Regions from separate parts of the Mus musculus genome. Here all the other regions are linked to region 1. A link is a loop called in an ENCODE intact Hi-C map of the cell type or tissue named here. Cell type or tissue: left cerebral cortex. All regions are shown on one strand.

What was found. A loop is a pair of places that touch in the nucleus more often than their neighbours do. Peaks named below come from ENCODE experiments on the same cell type or tissue, not always from the same donor. Only the 100,000 strongest peaks of a DNase experiment are listed, where the experiment ranks them.
Region 2: it touches region 1 in a loop (6-fold over the local background); 24 of 42 quality-filtered maps call a loop at or near these places.
Region 3: it touches region 1 in a loop (6-fold over the local background); 29 of 42 quality-filtered maps call a loop at or near these places.
Region 4: a loop joins it to region 1, with 2.7 times the contacts of the local background. A loop is called at or near these places in 3 of 42 quality-filtered maps.
Region 5: a loop joins it to region 1, with 2.5 times the contacts of the local background. A loop is called at or near these places in 6 of 42 quality-filtered maps.
Region 6: it touches region 1 in a loop (4-fold over the local background); 6 of 42 quality-filtered maps call a loop at or near these places.
Region 7: it touches region 1 in a loop (4-fold over the local background); 6 of 42 quality-filtered maps call a loop at or near these places.

The regions. Positions count from the first base shown.
Region 1 is chr9:104,567,106-104,571,105 of GRCm38, reverse strand. Cpne4 (copine IV) reads right to left here and starts at 1,451. Exons shown (of 16, transcript NM_028719.3): 1 at 1,005-1,451. In left cerebral cortex, a CTCF peak has its summit at 1,531 (motif pointing left); DNase peaks (open chromatin) are centred at 998, 1,496 and 3,791; H3K4me3 peaks cover 1,695 bases.
Region 2 is chr9:105,375,183-105,379,182 of GRCm38, reverse strand. The region is part of intron 2 of Nek11 (NIMA (never in mitosis gene a)-related expressed kinase 11); the gene reads left to right. Among named protein-coding and RNA genes, the nearest start is that of Nek11, 18 kb to the left of the region's middle. In left cerebral cortex, a CTCF peak has its summit at 2,026 (motif pointing right); DNase peaks (open chromatin) are centred at 1,408, 2,014 and 2,615.
Region 3 is chr9:105,387,126-105,391,125 of GRCm38, reverse strand. All of the region lies in intron 2 of Nek11 (NIMA (never in mitosis gene a)-related expressed kinase 11), which reads left to right. Among named protein-coding and RNA genes, the nearest start is that of Nek11, 6.2 kb to the left of the region's middle. In left cerebral cortex, a CTCF peak has its summit at 1,613 (motif pointing right); a DNase peak (open chromatin) is centred at 1,642.
Region 4 is chr9:104,680,930-104,684,929 of GRCm38, reverse strand. The region is part of intron 1 of Cpne4 (copine IV); the gene reads right to left. Among named protein-coding and RNA genes, the nearest start is that of Cpne4, 110 kb to the right of the region's middle. In left cerebral cortex, no CTCF peak of the experiment used is centred here; no DNase peak of the experiment used is centred here.
Region 5 is chr9:105,058,282-105,062,281 of GRCm38, reverse strand. Mrpl3 (mitochondrial ribosomal protein L3) reads right to left here. Exons shown (of 10, transcript NM_053159.4): 5 at 284-383. Among named protein-coding and RNA genes, the nearest start is that of Mrpl3, 7.0 kb to the right of the region's middle. In left cerebral cortex, no CTCF peak of the experiment used is centred here; a DNase peak (open chromatin) is centred at 2,161.
Region 6 is chr9:105,048,281-105,052,280 of GRCm38, reverse strand. No RefSeq gene overlaps it. Among named protein-coding and RNA genes, the nearest start is that of Mrpl3, 3.0 kb to the left of the region's middle. In left cerebral cortex, a CTCF peak has its summit at 1,824; a DNase peak (open chromatin) is centred at 3,784; H3K27ac peaks cover 505 bases.
Region 7 is chr9:104,407,985-104,411,984 of GRCm38, reverse strand. It overlaps n-TEttc8 (a tRNA gene), which reads left to right and starts at 3,247; the gene lies at 3,247-3,318. In left cerebral cortex, a CTCF peak has its summit at 1,576 (motif pointing left); DNase peaks (open chromatin) are centred at 1,969, 2,189, 3,037, 3,233 and 1 more place; H3K4me3 peaks cover 2,087 bases.

The DNA.
Region 1 (4,000 bases):
GGCATGGACCTTCTAGGAGCGGGTGGGTCCACAGCATGGAGACAGATATCTCTTATCAACTTTCCCAGGACTCTATCCCTGTCTCCAGCCCATCCCCACCCTAGCAAGTCCTGCTTCCACCTCATTGACTCTCCATAGGTAATCTTCCCTAAATCCTGGAAGCCCCCCCCCCCAGTAGAATCTGGAATGCATAATGAGGTTAGCCCCCACCCCCACCCCAAGCCCACTTACACTAAGAGGAAGATGGAGTTCATCTTCCTAAGACTATTCCTTGGATTCTGTCCACTCCCACCCATTGCTGTTCAGCTCAACTCAGTGTGGACCACTTTCTGACTCCCTTGGATTGAGTTCTAGCAATCCTTCGTAGTACGTGATACCGAGTTTTAGCTCTCTAGTCAGACGCGACTCCCAGTACTTCCAGTTCCTCCTTTACCACCCTGCTATTTCATTTAACAAAAAGAAAAAAATGTTGGAGACCGAGCCAAATAAAGCCGCGAGCAAGACTATGGGTTACTTGTGAGCCTCGGTGTCATGGACGCAGTTAAATATTATTAGAACCTCTTGCAGAAGCCGAATTCAAACAGCAGAGGATCAAGCCATTGGCTAACACTACTGATGCCCCACACCTTTTTTGCTGTCAAATGGGAAGCAGCAACTCCAGCCCCGACTATGGTCCCATCCCCCTTCTCATTTCTAAAACAATAATAATCCTCCCTCAAGCCCGCAGGACTTCCAGAGCCTAACCTAGCCCTCCCTCTGTCGTCCCGCCTGGGGCCTCCCTACCACTCCACCTGGGCGAGTAGAGTTATGCGGGAAAAGCAGGTATTTTGGCTGAAAGTTTTTTTGCCTTTAAGGACTGCTGCTCCTGCCGCTGTTCAGAACAACAGCAATGACAAACAAGCCAGGCTGGGCGAAAACCCAGAGCTTCTCAAAAGTTGGTCTGGCTACGCAGCAGCCCTGACGAGTTTGCAAGAACACAGGACTCAGAGTTAGCATCTACTCACCTGGGTGTGCCAGCCTCAGAGACTAGAAAGAGAATTCAGCCCGGGACAGGTCTGTCACGCCCCCAGGATGCAAAATCCGCCTTTGGAGTGGAGGTCCTGGGTGATGTAGTTGTAAAGAGGTCTTAGGAGAGTCGGGCTTCCCTCCCCCCTCTTTGGTCCACTGGGGGTAGTTTAGCAACAGCCGAGGAGGATAAAGATGCTGGGAGGAGAGTTTGGTCGCTCTGGAAACCCCGACTCCATTCTTGGGGCTGGGGGCTGGGGGCTGGGGGAGAGGGTGAACGGCGTGGAAGGAGCTGCTGGGCTCAGGAACTCGCTGAGTAAAGAGGAAGGAACTGGGGAAGGAGGGAGGGAGCAGAGGAGTGAGGGAGGAAGGAAAGGAGGAAGGGAGGGAGGGAGGGGTGAGAGCCAGGAGATGGCAGCTTCTAGCTGAGATTTCCACCTTCTGACGAAACCCTTGCGCCCAGCAGCCCAGCAAGATACTAGTTCTTAAGCCTCCTCTCGAGCGCCCCCTGGGGGGTTCCGGGGACTCAGCGACGCCCCGCCCTGGTCGCGGCCCTGGCGCTCTCCATGGTCCTGCCGCGCCCTCAGCCCTGATTCCCTGCTCAGCTTTGCAATTCCCACCAGCTCCTGAGAGGCACGTGATTAATTTCTCCTTATTCTATGATAAAGCAGTGAAACCACAAGAGCTGAGAGGAGAGAATAAGGGCTATACTTTTTTTTGCATACATTCAAGAAAACTTCTTGATTCGCTCAACTCTCACTAAAAATGGGGGTGACATTGAATACTTATTTTGGTACCTACATGTCAATAAATGCATGATTAAATGAGTGAACAGCTATTTTTCTCTTCATATCAGAATATTTTCCTGAATACAAACACGTCACCATACCTGGGGAATGTATGTTTTAAAATAAAGTTTTTGGCTGGGGTTGAACCACAGTTGTTAGAGCACTGGCCTAACATGTAGAGGGTTCTGCATTCAAACCGTAACATTGTACAAAGCCAGGCATTTGTACATTTGTACATGGCATTGCATCCCTGAAACCCCAGACTTTGGGAGGTGGAGGCAGAAGGCTCAGAAAGGCAAAGTTACCCTCAACTACAAAGGGAGTTTGAAACCGCCCTAGGTTAGAGACCCTGTCTCAAAAAGCCCAAACCAAAAACTATAGGTCTTATTTAGGGAGTAACCATTGTCACATATTATAAAACACTTTGAACACACTACAAAGCATTTACACAAGAAATAGGGGGTTTGATGTTTTGCTTTGCAGTGCTGCTAAGTGACATCTCTCTCCCTTATGGGGTAGTTTGGAAGTGATGACTTTTCTGTCACAAATTTATTCGAAGTCACATTCAGGCAAAGAAACAATGAGGAGGCACGTCAGGCTGTTTCTAGTTGTCTCCGCAGAAGTAGATAAACTGGAGAACCAAATCCACCCTGGGTATGCCCATGATCAGAATCAAATTAGACTTTATAATCCATAAAGCAAATGAATAAAAGGATCTCTCTGCACCTGGGGGTCGCACAGAGTTAGAAATGATGGGTAAGCACACCAGGCAAGGGAGGAAGGTGTCTCCCTCTCTGCTTGCTGAAGTACTACCCAACAAGGTCTCTTGTAAGGTGAAGGCTTTGGTTATAAGCTTTAGACCACTACACAGTTCCCAGTTTCAAAGGCCAGAGAAGGAGAAATGACAGGGGAAAGCAAAGGGGGCTCAGAAATGATCCTGGAAATCAAAGGAGAAGATCTTTGAGAAGAAACAGTTTCCAGAAAATCAACATTTTTCTTATTCCAGTCGCCTCACATGCTGTTCTGAGATGCCATATTAGCTACAAGGCTAGAAAAAATAACCCTGAGAGAATCTAGCTGTATCATGGAGCTTACACACAAATCCATGGTCTGCCTTGACTGAGAACACTTAGGTCATGTGATTATGCGCAAGCTAATCATTATTGGGGCTTTGGCTTGTGAGGTTACAATAAAGGACAGGTCCTGGTGTTTGGAGCAGGAAATGTGTTCACAGTACTCCTGGGAACAGACTGGGGCTTCATCTGAGTCACACAGACTACAGCTGGAAGGACTGACCTCCCAGGAACACTCAGGGTTTCCTCCTAGGGAAAGAAGGATGCATTCTGGGAAAGTAAAATCCACAATATGTTTGTTAATTCCTCCTAGATTTTATTCAGTAGCATCTAACCCTAGAGATGAAGTTTGTGTTGGACGAAATAAAGAAAATGAATGCCTTATTTATGTTTCTTGCATGTCGATTGTGAACTCTAACATTTAAATTCTGTGGAGGTGATATCTCTGGGGTTGTTTTGTTTTGTTTTGTTTTAACTTGTTCATGATTGGAGCCTCAAAACCTAGGAGAGTGTCTCCACATAGTAGACAGCAAATGCATACTTATTAAATTTAAAAATGTTTTTAATATTTTCTAGAATGTTTAAAGCAAATTTCTTCTTTTATAGGCAAGAGGAAGGCAGTTATGATCTACTGAACATATACTATTTCCAGTAATCTCTTAGTCAATTCTACTTATCAGCCCATTTAATTTGTATAACAGCCTTTCCAAGTAGTTTTATCATTTCTACCACAAACCAGGTTTAGGTGGTTGAGATAACTAGACCACAGCTCAGTTCTTGCTGCGTATTACTTGAAGCAGGCTCTAAAGGCGCCTAGAAACTAAAAGTGGACCACGGAGAAGTTACAAAGTCAAAACCAATCGAGAAAACCCTAATGCAGTTACCCCCTCCCCCATGCCAAAAGCACAGGCATGCAAACTAAACACAACACCAAAACTTGTGACTGCCAGCAGGCTTCGGCTCCCTAATTAGAAACAAACAGTTTGCCTGCAAGCCAGTACGCAGAACACGTGTGCAGCTTTATGCCAGGATATCTCTCTCTCTCTTTCTCTCTCTCTCTCTCTCTCTCTCTCTCTCTCTCTCTCTCTCTCTCTCTCTCTCTCTCTCTCTCTCTCTCCATGACACTGAAGGCAA
Region 2 (4,000 bases), 810 kb before region 1:
GGGTACCTAGTGAGCCCGTCCATACTCTGTGACAGTATGTTTCCTAAGCCAGTCTTGTGCAGTCCTTAAGCAGGTATTCACAGCTAGTGTGTTAGAGAGTGCTGGCCTACTTTAAAGTGCTCTGAGTGCGTATCTTCCACACCAGACCATATACAGTGTTCCAGAATGCAGGCCTTATGAGGTTAATGATATACTATTTAAAAGAGCATAGGTTTATTTTAAGGCAAATGTGAATATGCCATGAAGCAGAGTAAAAGTTTGTGTGTTTTTTAAATTTAATTTTTAATAGGTTATACAGCTTCATGGTTCATATAAAAAGTAGATTGTAAAAACAACAACAACAACAAAACAAAACAAAACAAAACAAAACAAAACCCCTCACCTCATTCCCATCCTCCATTTCTCAAATTTGCACACATTCCCGCCACCACAGAGCTGCTATTGGGAGTTTCCTGAGCGAGAGAATGGAGAGATGGCTCAGTGGATACGTGCTTGAAGCAAGTAAGTAAGAGGGCCAGAGTTTGGAGGCCCAGATTCAGGAGAGTCTGTAACTCCACTGGAAGCATCTCAGCAAGCCTGGCTCATAGGGCTGGGGCTAGACCAGATCTCATGCTGACGCCCTAGGTCGGTCCTCCCCCTTCTCCGTTTCTGTCTCTGTCTGTCTATCTTTCTGTCTCTGCTTATCCATCTGTCTCTGTCTCTTTCAGTGTCTCTGTGTGTCTGTCTGTCTATTCCACATGCAAACACACACAATACACAATTCACACACACACACAAACACACACACAGTGCACACTTCTAACTGTAGTGTTTTGGAGGTTGGAGCAGGTAGATTGCAGGTCAGCCTGATTGGCCTGTCTCAAAACAAAACAAGACTCAAACCAAATCTAAAAAGAAAAAAGGAATTTATGAATATGGATGCTCCCAGAACTGATTCATATATGCATGAACAGCTTCAGAATACGGGGTCTTATTTTCCATTTCTCCCTTATGATAATTTCTAGCATATTGCATATTTGTATTTGGTTCTTTTCATATGTCAAAACATCTAGGACGTCTGTCCATGTTGTACATGGGGAACACCCCATTCTCCCATTCTTCTTTTTAAAGTAGATATGTTAAGTAGTATGTTCCATGGTAAGATTGAAGATTGAAGATTCCTATTGCTGTTCGTTTTGGACTGTTTTAAATCTTTGGTTATTGCAAATACTGCCACAATGAGTAAGCCTGAACATCTGTCATTTCATAAATATGTCAGTTTCTTGCATGAGATTTTAAGGTAAAATATGAGATTTTGGGGACGTGCCCTGTCAGTGCTATTCCGGGGGGATGAGCTAATCCTCAGCTGTTAGGGGTGCTAGCTGAAGAGCCCTGCTAGGGACTGCTACTGGGCCTGGTGACAGGATCAATTTTTAGTCTCTGAAATGACTCCTCTTTGAAGTGAGGGTGACAACAGCTGTTTTGCTGTCCTCTGCTTGTCTGGTTATATAAGAAAAGGCACAAATCTGGTGGCACATTATGTATAAGCAGAGACCACATAAAACTTGCAGACATTTGTTCCACTGTGACGTTTAGAGCAGTAAGTTTTCAGAACCATCTCGGTGTCTGTCTTGTGACCTTCGTCTCCAGAGCGCCAAACACTGTTGTTTGGGAAACACTGGTAGATTTCCTATTTTAAAAACAGTTCCACAGGGAAACACAGCTGTAAGACCCTGGGTTCTATAAAGGTAAAGCAGACCCCTCTCTGAGGGGCTCCTCAGAAACTTAGATCTACTGAGGCAAGGCGTGGCTCAAAGACCTCCATGGAACCCACAGCAATTCCCAGACGCATTTGACCTGATAGCTGGCCCTCCAACCCAGGCCTGTGAACACTGGTAAACTGAGGAGCTTTGCCGCGGGTTCCTGACAGTGCTGGACATCGTGGTGAGATCAGACCCCAGACACACACAGTGTTGCTGAAGATGGAGTCAGAGAAATAAGAATGCAAGTCCTGTTTTAAAGGTAGTCATGGTGAACAGCAGATGGTGGTAAAGCGACATGCAGATCAGCTATCATCACCTGGCAGGATTTCTAATGGCAACACATTAATTCAAGGTCCAAAATGTCTTTATTTAATTAAGATTTACCAATACTTTATTTAGTTTTACTGACTAAATGAATGAAAGGCTAAACGTGGGTCATTAACATACTCTTAATTTCTTTCTAGGAAAAGCAGAGATCAGCTGAGAAATGAGCTTGGCGAAATCTTTTTAACTTCATGGACCATTTTCTATGGGGTGGGATAGATTTGTGTGGTCATGCCCTGAGGGTATTAGATGGAGGCTCCTATTTTATGTGTATGCACTGATATATGTGTGCTCTCATCCTTGAAAGAAAAGCAGAAGCCTCCACTGTCCACAGGAAGGGCAGAGAGCAGCGACAGTCCTATAGCAAGCGCCTAACTGATGCTGCTAAGGATACTCTGAGATCCTAGTGATGAAGCAATCATGTCAGTTAAACAGACACATAGCCTGAGAATGCAGTGGCCACTGGGGTGACACACCAAGATCTCATAAAGGCTGGGAGCGATATGTCTCACTTCCATTCCTTTTATGGAAGAAAATACCGAGAGCCATGCAGGAGGAACGACAGATGGCTTTAGAACTCAGGGAATGCAAACCACAGGCTACCACAGCCTCACGGGTGGGTCTCAGTGTGGTAAAGCCCAAATACCATGTACCTTGAGGACGCCATGCTGTTGTGGAGTTCTGCTGTTTGCTGCCCTCACATCCCTCTTAATCTAAGAATTATATGAAAATTCAAAGGGGCTTCCAGTCCCTCGCTGGGCAGTACCTCTGGCACTCACAGTGCTAATGCCTGATCTCTCTCTGGCATTGCTGCTGGAGCAGGTTATGGTTCTATCACGGCCTGGAGAAGAACTTTGACATGTAGATTGTCAGCAGTGACCACCACCACCCTTAGAAAACATTTGGAAAGATAAAGTTGTTAGTGAAGCTAGGTTGAGATGTTTTTACTACTGGCTCAACTCTTAGGGAACAATATGAAGTTCAGAAAGGCACATGCTCATTAAGTTAAGCTAGGGACCCTTTATGGTCAGGAACAAAAACAATGGCAGTGCTGGCCGACATGACTTGCACTGAGGCTGGACTGGTGATGATGGATTTCTTAAACCCAGTTTTTTTGCCCCAAGCTTCCTGATAGGATTTATTAAGAGTTGCTGATGAGTAGATATGCATTCTGAAGATTTAAGGTAGATATGACTGATTTTTATATAAAAACATAGATTTCTGGCTCTTTTATGATTCTTACAAGATTACTTTTAAAGATAAATATGATAATTACTCTTTTCTTTTTAACTGCAAATTGCTGCCTGCCAGTAAGAGAAACTGGCAGAGAAAACTGCCTTGCTTGCTTACATGTTGTTAATCTAAAACAAGTTACTTGGTTAGGAATGTTTGTGGGTTTGGAAAATAATTTGTTTTCTTTACATGTACAATGTAATGTTATTTCCTGTAAAGGTATTGGGGAACACACTGGTTTTTCATAATCATTCACTAGAAGAAAACTAAAACATAATCACATTGTAATTGTATATTGCTTAAAAGAGTTTGCTGGGATATATAAGAAAGAATAATGGATAGTGTAGCCGTTTCACCCATCCACCAACTATGTGTGTATGTGTAAGGTTTGTGTGTCTGTTCCTTCCACCTATCAACTCTGTGTGTGTGTGTGTGTGTGTGTGTGTATGTAAGTACATGTGTAAGGTTTGTGTGTCTTGTGTGTCTGTTCCTTCCACCTATCAACTCTGTGTGTGTGTGTGTGTGTGTGTGTGTGTATGTACATGTGTAAGGTTTGTGTGTCTGTTCCTTCCACCTATCAACTCTGTGTGTGTGTGTGTATATGTATGTATGTACATGTGTAAGGTTTGTGTGTCTGTTCCTTCCACCTATCAACTCTGTGTGTGTGTGTGTGTGTGTGTGTGTGTGTGTGTATGTACATG
Region 3 (4,000 bases), 820 kb before region 1:
CTCCTGGTTAGTCAGTCTAGTCTCTCTCTCTCTCTCTCTCTCTCTCTCTCTCTCTCTCTCTCTCTCCCTCTCCCTCCCTCCCTCCCTCCCTCCCTCCCTCCCTCCCTCCCTCGTTCCCTCTCTCACACACACCCCATGGGAAGAATACAAACAAAGGATAGGACAGTGCCCTCAAGAAATTCCTTTGCCCCTGGGAGATCAAGCTTCTATCCCAGTGTCTGTTTTCTTCAGCAGCATCTGGCTCCTTTAAGTTCTTCCTGTTTCTCTCCTTGGCTATTTCAAGTATGGTTGAAAATCAGAATGACAAATGATTTCCCATGTCTTGCTGTGTTGTATGAATGATAAAGCCACACAGTGGTGGCGCACGCCTTTGATCTCAGCACTTGGGAGGCAGGCGGATTTCTGAGTTCAAGGCCAGCCTGGTCTACAGAGTGACTTCCAGGACAGACAGGACTATACAGAGAAACCCAGTCTCGAAAAAAACCAAAACCCAAACCAAACCAAAACAACAACAACAAAATGTTACCAATGCTTTATTTTAAAGATGGGCTCTTAGAATTGTCCCGGTATGTGACACTTGGAGAAGTTGTCGTGATTGAGAACTTGTCGTTTGCAGTCAGTTCCAGCGAGTAGAAGGGCAAAAGCGGGCGGTCATCTGGGTTTCCTAGAGCATGAGTTACACTCTGCATTTTTTAGTCTTCTTAGTGCCAGGACAAAGTACCTAACACAGCAGTTTTGGAGAAGGTGGTTTGTTTTGACCCCGAGTTTGAGCACACGCATCCATCCTAGTAAGGTGTGGCAGTAGAGTGTAGAGCTGCTGGTCACATCGTGTCCACAGTCAGGGAGCAGAACAACGTGAAGGTGGCACTCCCATCTCCCCATCTTCTCTTCACTCAGTCCAGGATCACAGCCCATAAAAGGAAACTATCCGAGTTCAGGGGGTCTTCCCTCAGATAAACCTCTCTAGAAAGGCCTTTACAGGCATGCCCAGTGATACTTCTAGGTAAATTCTAAATCCTGCCAGGATGATAATGAAGATCAAGTCTCACGTGCTCGTCCTGCAAAGAACTTTTCCCCTCAGCCCTAAAGGTGGTCTTCTAGCCACACAGAGTGAATGCCAAACTTATGAAAACTACTCGATGTAATTATGTTCTAAAAGAGAATATCTAGCTCATAATTTTGGTTTATATTATTTTTTAGAATGACACCTCCCCCTTAGCCCCATACTGTTGACACTTGCGTTTTTGGTTTACGAGATGGATATCTCCTTAGCACCCCTCATTATCCAACAGTCTGTTTGTTAGGTAAGCCTTTGACATCTGCTTCATGCACCAGACCACAGACAGAAGGAAGTGATGTCATAACTAGGCAAAGCAGAATGCTTGCTAAGATTTCTATAATATTATGATTGCTATTTTCTTAGTGGAGCAGGCTGGATCTCCCTAATGTTAAATATTAAATATTAAAAGAATTGGCTTTAATAGCCCCTGGGATGTAGACTCTTATGATTGGCTCCAGTGATATCCGTAAATACTCAGACAATCAATTTGAAAAACTGGACTACAGTTTCTGACCCTCCCAACAAAGTCCTGCAGTTCATCACTTTGCCACTTGGGGGCACCACACCATCATTGACATTTTGTGTATACTGGGAACTTTAATTACACTGTAAGTGTAAATACCACTTTCCTTTAAATTTTTTATTGCTCTCCGACTAGCAGTGGGATAAAAATAAAAACTGCAGGCATTACGCTTGATTGGTGCGTGTTTGGAGAGAGTTTTCTGTGGGCACAGATATCTGACATTCCTTTTTTAGTTATTGCAGTAATAAGATTAAAGTTATGTAGTGAATGAGCAAGCTGTTTCTTCCACTATGACATTATGCATCATGAAATTTAGAAATCTATTTTGGGGAATATTTTCTCTCATAATTATAAACACTCTGTTCTATTGGTTGTAATTATGTTCTAAAAGAATATTATAGTTCATAATTTCAGTTTATATCTTCATTAAGCTACCAAAGCATTTTAAAAGAAAATCCCAAGGATCTTTTGATACATAAAATTATGTGCATCTATAGGACACTATGTGATATTTCAGTTTATGTATACATTATATAATCTTCAGATCAGGATAAGTAGATCTCTTTCCTCAAATACCATTTCTTTGTGGGGAAGACATTACAGCATACTGTCATTAGTGTACAGTCATCTTACCATGTTTACTACTCGGCTGGCCTGGCCCTCCCCATCTCTGCTAAGCATTGTATGTCCCTCTTATTTCCCTCACTCTCCTCTCTATGTCTATGAGATAAACTTGAGGATTCCACATTTGCTGAGATCCTGTGGTATTTGTCTTCCTGTGTAGGACTTAGACTTAGCCTACTGCCTTCCAGTTGTATCCATGATGCTGTAATGACAGACCTTATCCCTTTAAGACTGTGAGGCATTTCCATGGATGCCTGTGTCATACTTTACCTCCTTATCAGTCGGTGGATACACCATTCCTTGCTTCTTAGGAATACTATTGCAATAAACATGGGGATGTAGATGTCTCTCTGCACGGACTTTCTTTGGTTTGTGTTTATTGGTGGGATTACTAGACCATAGTTTTTCATTTTCTGAGGAACTTGCCGTTGTCTTTCATACTAGCTGTACTGATTCACGTTCCTGCCTGCAGAGTGTGTTTCTTTTTCTCCGTCTCCACGCCAGCACTTGTTTTCTTCTTCTTTTGATCATCATCATCACACTAAGTATAAAGAGGTAGTATCTTATTGTGGCTTTAAGATTCATTTTCCTAGTGATTAATGATGTTGAGTACCTTAGCATATATCTGTCGGCAACTGGCATGTATTCTTTTGAGAGAAGTCTCTATCTCTCGTTGTTTTAAAGATGAAAAACTTCCAAGTCCTCAAAGACATGTCCTCAAGCCCAGGCTTCATCTTCAAGGGCCCTCCCCTCCTTGGGGCATGCTTGGCTTGGCTGTACTGGGTGTGTTCAGAGTCATAGCGAGCTGATTTTCCACTCAGTCAGGCACACAAAATGGAGGAGAAAGCAGAGCCAGGAGTGGCTACTAGAATGAACTGAAGAATAACAGCAGAGAGAAGTGAAGGTAGAGAGGAAGAGAGGGAGAAAAGCAAGCCGAGTTATCAGACCAAGCGAAGCCAAGCTTGGCCATCAGCCCGATTCTCCAGAAGACGTCGCTGGCTTGTGTGGTGTGCTGGGAGATAGAATCCCCTTCCTGCATGGACCTAAGGGAACCTAGGTCTTTGAAGAACACAGCGTGTTTGAATTGGGCTTCTGGACTCCAGGCCTCAGCTCCCCTCATTTGCCAGGACAGCCCGTGTTAGAGAGTTAAACAAGAGAACTCTGAGACCTTGATGCTAATTGAGTTCAAAGCTTACTCCAAGCAGTGACTCTTTCCTTCCTGGTGACGGTTCTGGGAAACCCTGAGTATTCAAATCAGAAGTAAAAATATTTCTGAACAAAATCATCAGTGGAATAATTTGACAGTAATTCACTATGTCATCATGTGACATTTCATTCAAGGCAACTCTTTGTGGAAATTCTCAGTGTCTCTGTCTTGTGAATGACGCTAGGTACACATGCGACATCTCGAGGACTCTTCTTTCCCATACTGAAAGTAATATGCAAACATTTTATGAGAGGTGCTGCTGTGCCTACAAAAGCAGCAGAACAAGCTATACATCTTTTGTTTTTTTTTTTCTGTTTGGACAGGCAAGTTAAAAAACAAAACAAAACAGCCAACAACAACAACAAAAACAAACCATAGTCTTGCCTCAGAGATGTGTGGCAGTGAACAAGAGAGACTCACTTTTTGCTGAAACCTTTTGTGTGCGTTGGCAGTCTAAGATTGGGGGATGGAGAGACATAACAAAAATTTAAAAGGAAAACAAAATCAAAACAAAACAAAAACCCAGATAATAGCTATTGGTTACCGCTTACTGCTTATTGAATCTTCAGGACCCTGGAGCGCGTAG
Region 4 (4,000 bases), 110 kb before region 1:
AACATCAGATATGGGTCTGAACACTACGAACTAGCCCAGTTCATCTTCATGTCATGCAGTGCTCAGGCAAGAAGTACCCACACTCTCCTCCTCTGAACAGAACAGGCCTATGAAGATGCTGGGAAACACTCAGGAACAAAAATCCTCGCAGCATGCTCTATGCTTCTGGTTGCAGAAGGAAAACCAGCAACAGCTCTCTGATCTTCATGTGGAGTTGATGTCTTACAGTGAAATGTCTCCTATAAGACTGGACAGTTCCTCCCTGCCTCCTTCTCTTTCACCATAAGTATTTCGTTTCTCCCTGTTGCTATTGCCATATTAGTTTAATTGAGCAGGCCACACCACCTCTTTCACAGGGTGCTGATTATACCTCAGCCTTAAACATACATGTGCGTGAACATATGCACAGACACACCACATGTGTAGACATGAACATACAAATACACTGCAGTAAAGTTTTAGTGAGATGCAGACATATACATATTTACTTACTTATTATCTCTGGTTACCTTTACTTCAGTGGCTGCTTTCAGTAGCAAAAATAGAGATTGCAGGGCCAACAAAGTTTGAAATATTTACTATGTAGTCAGCAAATATGTGCCAACCCCATCTCTAAAATGTCAGGTTAAGGTACATTTGTGACTGAGGGGAAATTTCCGTCCTATTTTTTTCCAAGTGTGTTGGAAAATTAGTCCACAAGTGCGTGCAACTCTGCCTTCTACCAACTGAATATTAATAAAGACTTGGGGACAGTTGTTTTTGCCGTATTAAAAAAGTCAAATTCCGAGAGGATTGGCTCCTTGCCCAGGTCACATAACTATTCTAATGGCAGAGCTGGAGTTTCAGTGCCAGCCTTTTCTCTTCCAACCCACAACAAGCAAAACCTTTGGTGTAGAAACGTCCAAATCTACCAAGGCACAATGAACAGGACAAACATCCTGGACTTGTGTCGTCCCCACAGTCATGCTTCCTTTTTAGTTCCAAATAACAGTTATTCAAGTATAGAAAATAAGCAGGTTGTAAATCCACAGCTTACTAAATTATGGTCCTTGTATTTGTATAAATTGTGAGCAATGTGAGAACCAAGACACACCTGAATGAAGACCGTGGCAAAGCAAATGAGGGAGAGAACCATCTCGGATGAAGGTGTCTTGTATCGAGACAGGTTGCTGAGTATTCAGTGGGCATTGCCAGCTAAGGTCAGAGTCATCCTGGACTCCTGATTCTTCCAGTCATGGGTTCCTTCCAATCCACCATATTCTTCTGATGTTCTTATCCACCCCTCTCACTAGGAACCACCCCTACTGTCACTTCATATTATTACATCTGTCCTTTTCCAGATGTGCAGCCTCCATAAAGAATAAGCAAGCTTCTAGAGAATGGAGCATCCTCTCTAAAGCCAGTCTTCTGTTTAAGATGTATTCATCTTTACTTTATGGGTATGCATCTTTTGCCTGCATGTGTGTAAGTGTACTCTGTGTGGGTTCCAGTGCCCATGGAGACCAAAAGAAGCTCTTTGTGAGCTGCCATGTGGTTGTTAGGAACCAAACTCAGGTCCTCTCGAAGAGCAGTAAGTATTCTTATCCCCTGAGCCATCCATCTAACTCCTCTAATGCTAGTGTTGATGGTTATATATACATATACAGATATATATCTATATATGTGTGTGTATATATATACACACACACAATGCAAGAGACTCTATCAAAGAGAGGAGCAGTTCTAGGTTTGATTGCTTAAATCCTAGTACCTCCACGCACTGTGAAACATGGAACAGGACCCCCAACCTGTCCGGTGATAGCACCCACATGGAAAAGATTCTATAATGGATATGTCAAATAACATATGTTACATGGTTTGTACAATGTTAGGCATGGGTAAATAATCTCAAAGTTTTAGCTATTATTCTTATCCTCCTACTCAGAATCGCTATTATGCCTCCCTATTGCTTTAAAAACAAAGCACAACTCACTCCTGTAAAGTCCTTCTGCCTTTGGGATTGTGGTGGTTTAATTGGGGCTGACTTACAGGCTGAGTTTCAGTCCATTATCATATCAACATGTATGGAGGCATGGAGCTGAAGGAGCTGAGAATTCTACATCTTCATCCAAAAGGAGGGAGGAACAACTAAAAGGAGGGTCTCAAAGCCCATCCCCACAGTGACACACTATGTCGAGGTCACACCTCCTTCAACAAAGTCACACCTCCTAGTAGTGCCACTCCCTGGGACAAGCACATCCAAACCACACAGGAGCCCATGTTATCTGGGCATACCTTCTTCTGGAAGCTCACAACCACTTCTCAAGTCAGCAGTTCACCGGAGAAGCCACATGCATGAGTTACTATTTCTGATAGGTTCACAGAGCAAGGAGAAAATGGTCATACTTGCTCTGATAAATTTATGTAGCTGCAGTCTCAGCTTCCAGGTCAGGTCATTTATCCTCCTGACAGCACTCTTTCTATAGCAGCAGCTGGTGCATAGGAACCACATATTCCATAAAAGTCATCTCTTGGTCTATATGACAGATGGTCATGTGTCCTGTGTGTGCTACATGAGAGGTCTGATGGGATCTGCACTAGTTCTACAGCACAGGCAACTCCACAAACTCATCTTCCCTCATGTTTTCATTTACAGATTGCTAAAGTGCTTCCCCCCCCCCACACACACACACATGTACCTTGTTGCCCTGTGGTCTTCAAGTGGTAACAAATAGTTTCAACTAACCACTTCTATAAATGCAAAGAAAACCTCTGATTTAATATAAGACAGTCATGAAGATAAGAGACCACATGGCACAGGGGCAGGGGGGAATCAGAGGTGCCATATATCTACCCTTGATTTGAGAGTCCCATCAGCCAACTTGTCTGATTTTAAATGGTAGCAATCTAGTCATATGTATCAAAAACTGTCCAAAAGCAACTGAAATGTTTCAGTTTTTCCCACAACAATTTATGGTGATTGTGTAGCTGTTTTATATAAGATTGATACACTCCATCCCCCAGGAAAGCCCATTCAGATAGGAAAGAAGCAACTCCAAACAGCTTCAGGAAGTCCCTGAAACAGATGAGATTCACTAGGCTTTTCCCTCCCAAGAATAGATAAATAGAAAGTACTGCTACAGGTCACCCTTAGACAGGACAAGCTACAAATTTCTCAAACAAGCTTAACCTCTTAAAAGAAGCAGAGATTGGCTAAGCAGCCTGGAAGAAGCAGAGACCAGTCAAACTGCCTAGAAGAAAGAAAGACCAGTTGAGCTGCTAGGAAGAGTCTCAGAGCCACCTGGAAATGACATGCTGTGACTCACTGACCTGCCTTCAGGCTGTGGAGTGTACTTCAACATTTGTGAGCTGTCACCTATGCTGGGATGGTCCTTGGTGATGCAGCTGTCCTTAAGTCATTTCTTGTCCCTGTGAGTAACCCCAATAAAACTCATTGGTCTACCAACTTGGATTTTGGTCTATATTGGTCTGACTATCTGGGATAAGGTGTGTCTGTTTTATTTCCCCAGGAAAAGTCTGTTATATGATATGATATAGCTTAAATTAAGGGTATGCCATATACTGAAATAGTATATAATAACAATAAATCAATCTATTAATAAATTAAATTTATCAGTTATTTTATTGTGCCAAGGTCTCATGCAGTCCATTCTGGTCTCAAACTCTCTATTTAGTCATGAATGACCTTGAACTTCTTATCCTCTTACCTCAACCAAAAGGATAGGCTTACCACTATCCCCCACAATGCTCGGTTTATACAGTACTTAGAATCAAGCCCAGGGCTTCATGGAGGCTGGGGAAACACTCTATTAACTGAGTTGCAACATTAGGCCCAACGATAGTAAAATTAAGCAAATTATAAATGAATAAACAACCTTTTGTTCATGGTCAGAAATTTCTTTTTCTTTTTAGTTTTTTTCAAGACAGGGTTTCTCTGTGTAGCCCTGGCTGTCCTGGAACTCAATCTGTAGACCAGGCTGGCCTCGAACTCAGAAATCTG
Region 5 (4,000 bases), 490 kb before region 1:
TTGAAGCTAGAGCGCTTACTTGGAGAGGCTCTTTATAAACGTGTCACTCCCCACATTTGCACCAGAGTTCCTCCCTCTCAGGGAAAACAAAGAGGATCCTACAGCTTTCCCCACTTACCAGAAACAAAGACTGTTTGTTCCTAGTGATTAAATCAGATAGGTTTTATATTTAAAAATACATGTTTGGGACTTTGTGTTTTGTTTAGCTTTACTGAAAGGGCTGACATTAAACAAACCACATATTCGGTATTTTTACCTCCCTCCTCTCCCGACCTCAGATTACCTGGCTTAATTACAGCGTTATCTGTCACATGAAAGATTTTATGTATCTGTTTTGGTGGCAGTCCAAGATCTCGGTAAAATTCCAATCTAGAGTCAGGTTTCTAGAGGGAAGAGCAGCACATGTGATGCATGAAACAGCACAAATGACCTGAGTGCAGAGCCCCAAACCAAGTTACAAACACACAGAAAAATAGAAAAATCAAAGCATACTTTATTCCCTACTGAATCAACACCATCTAATTCCCACCACTAAAGGGAGATGAGATTATATCTAAACTAATTATCTACATAAGATCAAATCACCTTGCTGCTTACATCCAACCGTGTGCACAAGTCTCAGCCTGGCCGCCCTTGCCCTTGCTGGTTTGAAAGCCATCCACACTGGCCTCAGGTCCTCTGTCTACACTAGTCTCCTTCTTCACAGGATGTTTCCAATAGATTTTCAGATGAGCTGCTCTCTAATTCAGGCCTCCCGGTTTACTGTCCAAAAGAACCATTTTGTCAGCTTATTTTTCTTATTCCTTAGACCATTTATCTACATCCACTGTGATACATATTACAGTCTTTCTTATTGCTAAATCACCTATACCTGCAGCTCAGTGGACTGTATCCTGAATGCAGTGAAAACTGCTGCTCTAATGGGGGCTGAGCAGTGAACACTGCAGCTCTAATGGGGATGTGCACTGAACACTGCAGCTCGAATGGGGCTGAGCAGTGAACACTGCTGCTCTGAGGGGCCTGTGCAGTGAACACTGCTGCTCTAAGGGGGGCTGAGCAGTGAACACTGCAGCTCTAATGGGGATGTGCACTGAACACTGCAGCTTGAATGGGGCTGAGCAGTGAACACAGCTGCTCTGAGAGGCCTGTGCAGTGAACACTGCTACTCTGAGGGGGCTGAGCAGTGAACACTGCTGCTCTGAGGGGCCTGTGCAGTGAACACTGCTGCTCTGAGGGGCCTGTGCAGTGAACACTGCTGCTCTGAGGGGGCTGAGCAGTGAACACTGCTGCTCTGAGGGGCCTGTGCAGTGAACACTGCTGCTCTAATGGGGCTGAGCAGTGAACACTGCTGCTCTAATGGGGCTGAGCAGTGAACACTGCTGCTCTAATGGGGCTGAGCAGTGAACACTGCTGCTCTGAGGGGGCTGAGCAGTGAACACTGCTGCTCTAATGGGGCTGAGCAGTGAACACTGCTGCTCTAATGGGGCTATGCAGTGAACACTGCTGCTCTGAGGGGGCTGTGCAGTGAACACTGCTGCTCTAATGGGGCTGAGCAGTGAACACTTTTCTCTTGAGAAGCTATTGTTCCCTCTCTTCCCTCCAAAAGACAGGTCCTATCATTCTTTGCCCTTCCCCTTCTCGATTGCTGAGAACTCCTACGCCCTTTCTCACCTTCCTTCACACTCACGCCTGCAAGAGAGAAGAGGCTTTCCATACAAATCTGTTACTTTCTTGTGTTTCAAATTCAAATGTACTTGGTTTAAGTTTTCAAATTTGCTTTCAACATTCACATAGCTCAGTTGATTTATCAAGCACAATGTTATTTTGTTAACATAAGACTTTGAGTATTCCAAGAAACTTCTGAGAAGAAACCCTTATGTTTTGATGTTTTGATACAAAATAGCTAAAATGAACATCATAGCCTACATTACCACTAGACTCCAACATAAAAGAATTAAGACAATATATATGTCTTAGTTGCTTTTCAGTTTCACTAAAATTGAATAACTGTTTCAACTAAAATCACAATCTTATAAAACTAGGTCTTAGCCATGGGCACAGCCAATGCTCAGCAGAAGCGACAGCAGAAGTGCTCGAACAGTCTGCTCGGCCCTGCCCGCTTCCTTTCCAAACTTCCAAAGAAATGATTCAGAAAGGCAGTGCAGAGGCTGATGGCACTGTCACACGTGGGGAGCCCCGTCCATGAGGCTGAGTCTCTTGCAGAATTCCTCAGCAATTATCCTCCCTACAATGAAAACACTGCTCTGCTCCCAAGATGAATTGATTTAATCAACTTTTAGGGCCATTTACTGTTCTTACAAAGAGACACTATGCGCCACGTCAGTTTTTATAAGGTACAAAAATAGCAAAAACAAAGTAGCCTACTTTTTTTGGGTGTAAATTCCTTGTAGATTAAAAAACAGTTCTAGCCTTATTATGAATAAAACTATTTTAATCAACTTATTTTGAGTGCCCAACTATTCAATATTTGATATTCATAGGTCTTTTAAAAAAAAAACCAAAAAGCAAACTAAAAGATAAAAACAAACCCTCTATATCGTTAGTCTAATTGCAGCTCCCCTGAGGGCTAAACATGTAAGTGGCTGGTACATTTTTAGTTTGGAAAATTTCTTTCCTTTTTAAACAAAAACACTTTAATTATAAATGATGAGTGCTTCCCACACTGGCAAAGTAACTTTCTCTTTTTCTTATTAGTACACATTAATGACACAGGGTAGTGGGTCTCACTGTGATAATCGCACATATTTTGATCATCTTGCTACACACTCATCCTCTCTAACCCCCTTCTCTAACAGACCTTTGAGAAGTGACCACTCTTAAGGTTTACGTAGCTGAATGGCTAGCATCCCCCACAGTGTAAGAAAAGCTCGTGACCCTCCAGATCCTCACTGTGCTGCACGCTCACCGCAGATAACACTGTAAGGTTATACACGCAGGAGAGGGGAACAGCAATCTCAAATGTGAAAGTAGAATACTAACCTTTCTGAAAAAAAGTATTAGTAAGTACTAGCTATTTTGCAAATGCTGTTGTGTTTGATCAATAACACATCTTCATCATTACATAAAGGGACTATATTAAATTGTGCTCCCGAGCACACTTTCTTTAAGAGCTAACGGATTCAGAATTGATATAAGCTTCAGAACTGGAAAAGAATTTAGAGATCTCCAAATCCTATCTTTACGAGTAAAAGGATGCTGAAGGGGGGTGGTGGTGAAGAGGCGCAAATGGAGGAACCCAGGATCAGCGCTCTGCCTATGCACCATGTCTTCATCATCTCCTACTTAGTTTTAAAAAACAATGTAGACTCATTTTTATATGTGTATGTCTTGCCTGCATGTATGTACGTGCACCATCTACATGCCTAGAGCTTGCACAGGACAGAAGAGTGCATTAGGATGTCCTGGAGCTGGAGTTACAGATGACTGTGACCCGCCATGTAGTGCTGGGAACTGAACCTGGGTCTTCTGCAAGAGCAGCTAGTGTTAACACTGGGCCATCTCTCCAGCCCTGTTTTCTGCTATGTCTGAAGACTCACTTACTGATACATCTTTTAGAGTAGAATAAATTGTCCCAAATGATGGCTAATTTATAGATGTCAAGACTATAAGGTCATACATTTACAAAACTGATAATGGAAAAGACATTAGTTGTATAAAAACAAAGAAGTGACTCCCACAAGCGTCCCTTTAACACCCACTGTCGCTTTTGGTCTCCTGAGAATTGCTCAGGTTCTCCCCCAAACTGGGTGTCTCCAGTTCTGGAGCATTTATGCTGATTTATGAACTACTTCATTCATCCCTCTTAGCAGCTTGAGGTTCCCAGGGGTTAGTATCCAGAAACATCAGGTTTGTAGGGTCATGGAGTCTCTCCTGTTCTTATCAGTGGTCAGCCAAGTCCTGACCAGAAGATCTCTCCTCTGTGCCAGAGGCTGAAGTGATTACATGTGATAATGGATGCAAAAGCCTTCACACCATGATC
Region 6 (4,000 bases), 480 kb before region 1:
AAGAAAATTAAAGACCTGGGTAACCTGCTTTAGAAAGTTTAGAGAGTTATTGCTTAGACGTGAGGGCTCAAAATCGTTGCCTGTTCTTCCACTAAGTGCTGTTGTGGGTACCTTGACAGCTTCTCAGTAATATTTTGAGACTCAGAGAAAAGAATGCATCACTCTGTCCTTGCTACCTGACTTCACAGATACTTAAGATAGGCATATTCATTGAGCCTTGACATCTACTATGCATGAGAATAAGAGAAAACAAAACCTACTATCACCAATATCTAGTGTTTTGTATGTCTATAGTATACAATAGTCTGTGTTCAGTATTGTATGTGTCCATCAGTCAATGGTATCCAGGAGGTCACTAAACTTGTAGGAAGGCCAGTTTAAGTAGCTCAATGCAACAAGAAGGACTATGTGCCTGGGGCTGTCAGTGTAGAAGTAAGTTGAAGAGCTTTATTACATGATTTGGGCTTACTCCAGGTGTTTTTTAATGTATTATCAAGGAAATGAACATATGTTCAAAATGGATGCTATGAAGAATTAAAGATAGTTCAGCAATTAGGCGTCTTAATTTTTGTTCTGGTGGCAGGAAGACCAAATTATGGGTTGAGAACAATTGGTGAACCTGTTAGTCATGTTTTTAGCAGCCTCTAGAAATACCGTGTTGATGTTTGGATGTAAAGACAGCAGTATGGGTGGTAAGAGGATTCATTTCATTCTCTCAGTATATTTTCCCACTTAATTTTTGTAATAACCTCATGCAATGATACTGTCATTATCCCAACTTAGGCAAAGGGAGATTGCATTACTTCTATAATATTACCCAGCTAGTAAGAGGTAAAGACAGTGTCTAAAGAGTGGCAGTATCACAACAGGGATGTTTTTCTAGACATTTTATTTGTTTCTCAGGAGTATCTGTGTTACTGTCCTGGCCTTAGAATTCCTCTAGCAATAGAGAGGAAAGCAAGTAAGTATACCCTATGCAATGGACTGGGGTGAGGGAGCATCCAGGTTAACCTTTGTTTCTTGTGCCAAGTTTTACCTGACCCAGAATGGGGACATTGTGTCAATGAAACCAATGATAGGCGCCACTGCCAAAGTGAATTGAAGAAAAACCATAATTTGCTGTCCTGATTGACAACTGGGGCACGGCATTGTCGTTACTCTAGATTTAGTCATTGCTGTGTACTTCTAAGTGACAGTCCCAGGTCCCAAGAGACCTAGCACTGGTTTCCTTAGGGGATACGGGATCAGATTTCAAGCTTTCCATAACTTGTGATGCTACTCCTAAGAAACTGCCACTCTGCCTTGGTAAGACTTCATTTCTCACTGGAGCAGAGATAACCGCCCCAGTCTCTTTTTAATATGACATTTCTGAGGTCCTTACCCCACTAATTCAGACCAAAGCTGATGAAAGAAACTTTCTGCTCATAAAAGTAAGAATAAAGCTATTTCCCCATTCTGAATTACTACATGCATGCTCAGAAAAGAGAAACCATCCATCATAAGAGTGTGTTTCCAAGCCAAGCTTCACTAGAGATACTGTCCTTGTGTGTTCCTACCATGTGCTTCTGCCACAGAGTCTCAATGATATTTGTGATGCGTTCCATGTGGTTGGCTTATTGCATAATAAGAACAACAACAATTTCATCTTCAGGTGATTATATTTTAGTGGCCATTTATGAGTCATTTAATAACATACATTATACTTGAAATTAAAAGCCTTTAATAAATTAGTTTAGTCTTTACATTATCCTAGGCCTTATTCTATTTTTCCTAAGATGTGGTGAATTAGAATATTTTCAGATTGTTAGCGGTGTTATTAAGCTGCAACACCTCTGGTGGTGGGAGAGAGAAAATGCAGTATAAGAGATTCTGGACTTGGAGATTCCATTGCTGGCTGAAACCAAAAGCCTAAAAGGCCATGGTGTAAAGTCCCCAGATGCCCATTCAACCAGGAATGCAAGATCAAGATACATTCGAGCTTTGCCATAAGATTTTCAGGACATAATCTTTATTTTTACTATGCCAGGCCCAGACTTCAGGGTTTCAGGAAACTATCAAATGGAAATATATTTAATTTGAGGAAAGCAAAAGGAAGAAGTGAAGGAGAAGGGAGTAAGAGGAATTGGAGTGGGAGAGGAACAGGAGGAGGACACAAAAGAGGAGGGCAGAGGAGGAGAAGGAAAGAAGGAGGAGAAGGAAAGAAGGAGGAGAGGAACGGCAGCAACTAGAGGAAGCCACCACCAGTGTGGCTATGTCTGACATTTTAAAAAAGTATTCCAGAATCTCGTCTCCTTCTGTTATTTTTTAATGTAGTTGTGAGATTTAATATGATACCAATGTGCATTTCTTTAATTTTTTTATTGTTATAAAAGTATTAGCAGTGGAAAACAGAACACCACACACCAGTGAAACACATGGCTCCAGTCGAGGCCATCTGGCTTGCTTCCCTCCTGGTGCCAGACCATTATTGCAATGCTCACCATCTACATTTGCAATTGCATGAAACTCAAAGAATAGGTAACTTCCCCACTTAGCAAACAACAGACAAGCAAACCCAAGCAGACCATCCAGCTTTACTGTTTGGCTCCTACTGTGAAATCACCAGTACTCAAGTGGCTCATGGCAGGGAAGAAGGGAGAAGCAAACAGACAAAACTGTGTATCCACAGGGAGATGTACAAACGACTTGAAGAGGATTCTCACAGAAGAGGTAATGCGAATTATCCCTTGAGGCGAGAGGAAGGTTTTTCCAGGAGTAGAGAATGGACATTATAAAGAAAGGAACACAATTACTGCAAAAACAAGAAACTGACCTGAAACTCTGGGCTCAGAACAGCCACTGCTGTACTATCTGTAAGGATTCCCTTTGCCAGGGTTGTAGAAGGGACATGGTAAAGATAGCTTGTTTCTTCTATAGTTTCTCAGGCATTGGTTGGAACGAAGATGACGGCTGATGCCAGCTTGGCTTTCAGGCTTATTATTTACTCTGTTTATGATGGTAGACGGGCAGATATTGCTTTTGTGGCTGAAACTCATGTCTAGTCTCTGCTTGTGCTTCCTCACAACATGGTGGTTAGCTTCTAAGCGCAAGCCTTGAACACGCATAGGTTGTGCAATCCACTTTGACCTAGCTGTGTGAAACACGTGGTGTGATTTTACTTCCACCACAAGGGCAAGGGTCACCCTGAATGGGAACATGGCAAAGCTACACTATAAAAAGAGCACGTGAGCCGAAAGACCTTGTGAGCATCTTCAGAGCCACAGACATCATATGTCCAGGTAGATGAGTAGGGTTGGCTTTGGGCTGTAGGGACAGGACTGATGGCTGAGTGCCATGACGGAGTGATCCTGTGAAACATTTCAGACTAAGTCTGAAAACAAGCTAGGCACTGCGATTTGTACCATATTTTCCTTTGCTCATGAGAGAAGTTTCTAGATATACATATAGTACCTCTTCCATTTAGAGAAACAAAGGAAAGGGCAAAAGAGTGCATGTGTCTGAGGGGCAGGAGGACAATGACAATGGGCATGAGGGTGAGCAACTGACTGGGACAAAAATCAGACAGGGCAGGCTGCTGTCCTCATCATTTCCAGCTGTGTCTGCATGCTCGGGGGGCAAGCAGCTGAGGTAGGTCCACGGGGAGTGAGCGAACGACAAAGGTTGGGAAGAGGGCTGCCAGGCTGCTCCAGAGTCATGTGGCGACAGTGGTTTCTCCGTCTGTGGCATTTAGACTCCAATCAGGCCTAGAAGCATCGTCATGGCAACTTGCCCATCTGCACTGCTGAGCTGAGACAGGATTCCCTTAGTAACGGAGGAGCAGGGAGATAATGCTTAAAATAATCTTCTATGCCCAGAAAGAAATGCCTTTGCAGTTTTATTAGTCGCGTAGCACCATGGGGCCTGGCTTTCACTCTCACTTTATATCAAAATGGAACAAAATGGGTTCTTAAAGCAAGAATTTCGCTGTCTCCACTGCACAAAGCATTCATTTCACTGGAGC
Region 7 (4,000 bases), 160 kb after region 1:
TTTTCATCATCATCATAAAGATCTAGGTATATTTGTATTTATCCAGACTGAAACTAAGCAAACCGTACCATGTTCACACAGTCAAGATTATAGTGCCCCAGCTGACCATAAGAAAAAAACTGGGCATCTGTGCCCTGCAAACTGTCTCACCATGAGCCACTGGATCCTGTGTGTGTGGCATCCATGTTTACCTCTTCAAAGTTAATGACACACTCCATTCTTTTTTTATTTTCTTAAAGATTTATTTATTACATGTGAGTACACTGTAGCTGTCTTCAGACACACCAGAAGAGGGCATCAGATCTCTTTACGGATGGTTGTGAGCCACCATGTGGTTGCTGGGATTTGAACTCTGGACCTTTGGAAGAGCAGTCGGGTGCTCTTACCCACTGAGCCACATCACCAGCCCCTGACTGCTCTTCTGAAGGTCCAGAGTTCAAATCCCAGCAACCACATGGTGGCTCACAACCATCCGTAATGAGATCTGACTCCCTCTTCTGGTGTGTCTGAAGACAGCTACACTGCACTTACATATAATAATAAATAAATAAATTTTTAAATTTTTTTAAAAAATTAAAAAAAGAAAAGCAGTCAGATGCTCTTACCCACTGAGCCATCTCACCAGCCCCGACACACTCCATTCTTAAAGGAAGCAGACTGACTGTGTTCTTGTTCAGAACACATGGGGAAACATCCAGGAAAAACAAAGTTCACTAATGGCCAAAAAGTAGGTTTTATCTCCCAGCACAAACACATTACACACAGGTACAGTAGCCTCCTGCCAAGCCTTCAATACACACACACACACACACACACACACACACACACACACACAGTACCCACTGGGCTCACTTCATGTCCTCCTGGCCTTACTGAACCATTCTCATCCATTAAGGCTCAGATCAAATTTCACTTCCTTAAAGAACCTCCCTTGGCCACTCAAGCCTCCATTGATCTCTCCTTTCACAGAAACTTCGAGAGCAAGTATCGATTGTACTGTAATTGCAGTATTTAATCACATACTGTCTTGTATTCCTTAAGTTCGTTTTTAAATGCAAAGGCATTTTCCAAAAAGAGCTGGAAGATCTCGCCACCACAGTGTTTCTCAACAAGGGATTGGGTTCTAGGCTTTCCCATAATCATAATACAACTTGTTTTTTTAAATTATATGGTTTGTTGATGGAAACCCACTGTTTCCTGCTCTTACCACAGCAATGGACCACTGGAATACTGAGTCCTGAAAGATACCTGGGTAGAGGCTGGGACTCCCAGAGCTGTCAGATAAGCCCACTCTTAGCACTCGCCCTGACCCAGCTCCTGATTTGCCAGCTACCATCCAGTCTCCTATGGTAGCTCCTCTCTCTGCCCACTAGCAGGGCATCATCTTTTCTCCTGAGAGGCAGCCGCCTGCCCTCTGCCTCAGCTCTCCTGGCTTAGAGATGCTTATGCCGAAGTGTTCTTTGCAAACACTCCCCTGGTAGCCAGCTCTTTGCAGCAAAGTTAACATCTGCCTAGTGGATAAAACCTTGGCGCACAAATGCCTCTCGGAGCCATTTGGCAGCTCTCTGCTGCTCCCTTCTGGTGATTTTATGACACTGTGTCAAGTCGTTCAAATTCTAGTTGCATCCTGTAGATGGGGGTGGAGGGGTCCTAATGGCAAAAAAAAAAAAACAACCAAAAAAGCTAACAAACAAACAAACAAAACTAATTATCATCACATGAGAGATGAATGTTTTTAAATTTACCTACATTTTCTTAACACTTACCCACTTCATCTTTGGCTACTCCAAGCAGCTTTGTCTGCATATTAGATACTGAGACCGTTCTATTTAAAAGCTAGCAGTCTACAATAGTCGCCAGATTTCTGTATCAGACACTTCTTCAGATGCAAGATTCATGTATGTGTGAAGCTATGTGCTCTGTCATTCATACAATAACAGAAGCTAAGCCTGATGGGAAACAGCGGTTAATTCACAAAGATTAGTTTATACATAGACTGCCTGTGAGACTTGTTGAAATCTAAAATTTCTCAGCATCTTCCCAAGAGACTCTGATTTTCGAAATGGGGCCCAGAGACTAATTTTTAACCAACTCCAGGTAATTAAACAGACTGTGGCAGACATTAGTCTCCTAACCATTTCCCCTATGAATCTGTTCCTTGATTCGGCCACATCCAAGTAATCTGGGGTTTAGAAACCAGCGCCGCAGAAGTTGGGGGAGGGAAGGGGGCGGACATGCTTCTCGGAGTAAGCATCGATGTACGGCTATCAGAAATCCCCTCTCCTTTGCAGCGTGATAATTGCAGTGCCCAAAATATGCCTAGCGACAGCATCTGATACAAGGTAGTGTGACAATTTAATAACGCTCTATTCCATAATTTATCACACAAGACCTCTCGTCACATAGAGCCACTAAATCGCTGAGTCAGCGAATGGTTAAGCATCCAACAAACAACTATTCAAAATACGTTGTGGTGCACTTCATTGGGCCTAAAGATGAGGTCTCGAAGACATTTTTGTTTCATTTCAATTATTTGCAAATGAAGAGGTACCAGACCAACCTGATTTCTTAAAAGTTGGTTAGCAGAAAGAAACTTCTGCAAGTATTGTGGCTGCTAAAACTAACTTTTCTTCGTGTCAACTGTGGTGCACGGTATTAGCGCTTGTCCAACCTGAGCACGCACTTAGATCGCCGTTGAAAGGTAGGTTCCTTTTCAGGTCTATCATGCACACCAGATTCGGTGGTTTCGGTGAGTTCCGGGGAAAGCTAGAGCCCTGCCTGCACTAGCCGGCTCGCTCACCTGATTTTGCTTAGCTGCTGTTATCACCGGTTTTCTGGCTCCTCTATCTAAGCAGCTCATTCCTAAGAGCTTTTTCACAGTTAGCACCTCTGGCAAACTGGTCACCGTGGTGATGGGTGCCCTAATTTGGCTTTCAGAGACAACTTAGGTTGCACAGACCTTCTAACGTTAGAAACCAGAACATCGCTCAGAGCCAACACTCAGAGCCAGAGCTAATGCTGCTATTCTCTGAGCATGCGCCCTAGGAAAAGCAGTAAGATTTGACTGCGCACAGATCACAACTACTTCGCTTTCCCAGCCTTTGATCGCCTTTACCCACACTCCAGACCACCCTGTTTCTTTAACCTATAAGTACCCCTACACCGTTTCCCCCCCAGAGGCAGATCTGAGGCTCTCTGCCCCACCTTCATAAGCGACCTCTTCAAGAAGGTACTATCAGTATCAGTTCCCACATGGTCTAGCGGTTAGGATTCCTGGTTTTCACCCAGGCGGCCCGGGTTCGACTCCCGGTGTGGGAACACAAGATCTTTAGCTGGCTGCTGAGGAGGTGTGAGTTCTTTAGTCTGAGTGGAATGTATACAAACTCTACAATGAGCCTTGAAGGAAGGAAACACTTGAAAGTATGGAAGTATGTATGGTTTACAAAATTAAAGGGGAAAAAAAAGAGCCCGCACACTACAGCAAAAGACTCAGTCTTGCAAAATCCAGTTTATTATTGTAATTTATTATTATTCACTTGTAGCGCTTTTGTACTGCACATGTATTAGTATTCGTAGTGTTTGGGATTGAACGCAGGACCCCACACTTGCTAGGTAAGCACTCCAACCCTGACCTGCATCCTGGCTTTCTTTAATTTTTTATGTTGAGACAGTGTCTCGCTAAGTTGCCCAAGCTGAACTCTGTAACACGAGCAAGCCTTAACTCACCATCGTCCGGCCTCAGAATCTGGAATAGCTAGATTTACAAGCCTGTGCCACCCAGTAAAACTCTTCCGGAATTGAAGGCAGGCTCTACCGGCTGCAGCCAATCACGTGCTCAGCAGCAAGGCTTGCTTTCAGCTTCTGCTCCGAGGGTGGCTGGCCGCCTTATAACCCTGCTGGCAACCCTTATTAACCCGCCTGAGGAAGGGCAAGTTTTCCGTATTCTTGGTTTTACTCTGGCAAGTAGTAGTGGTGAGAATTACGTGCATGGCTGGGAGAT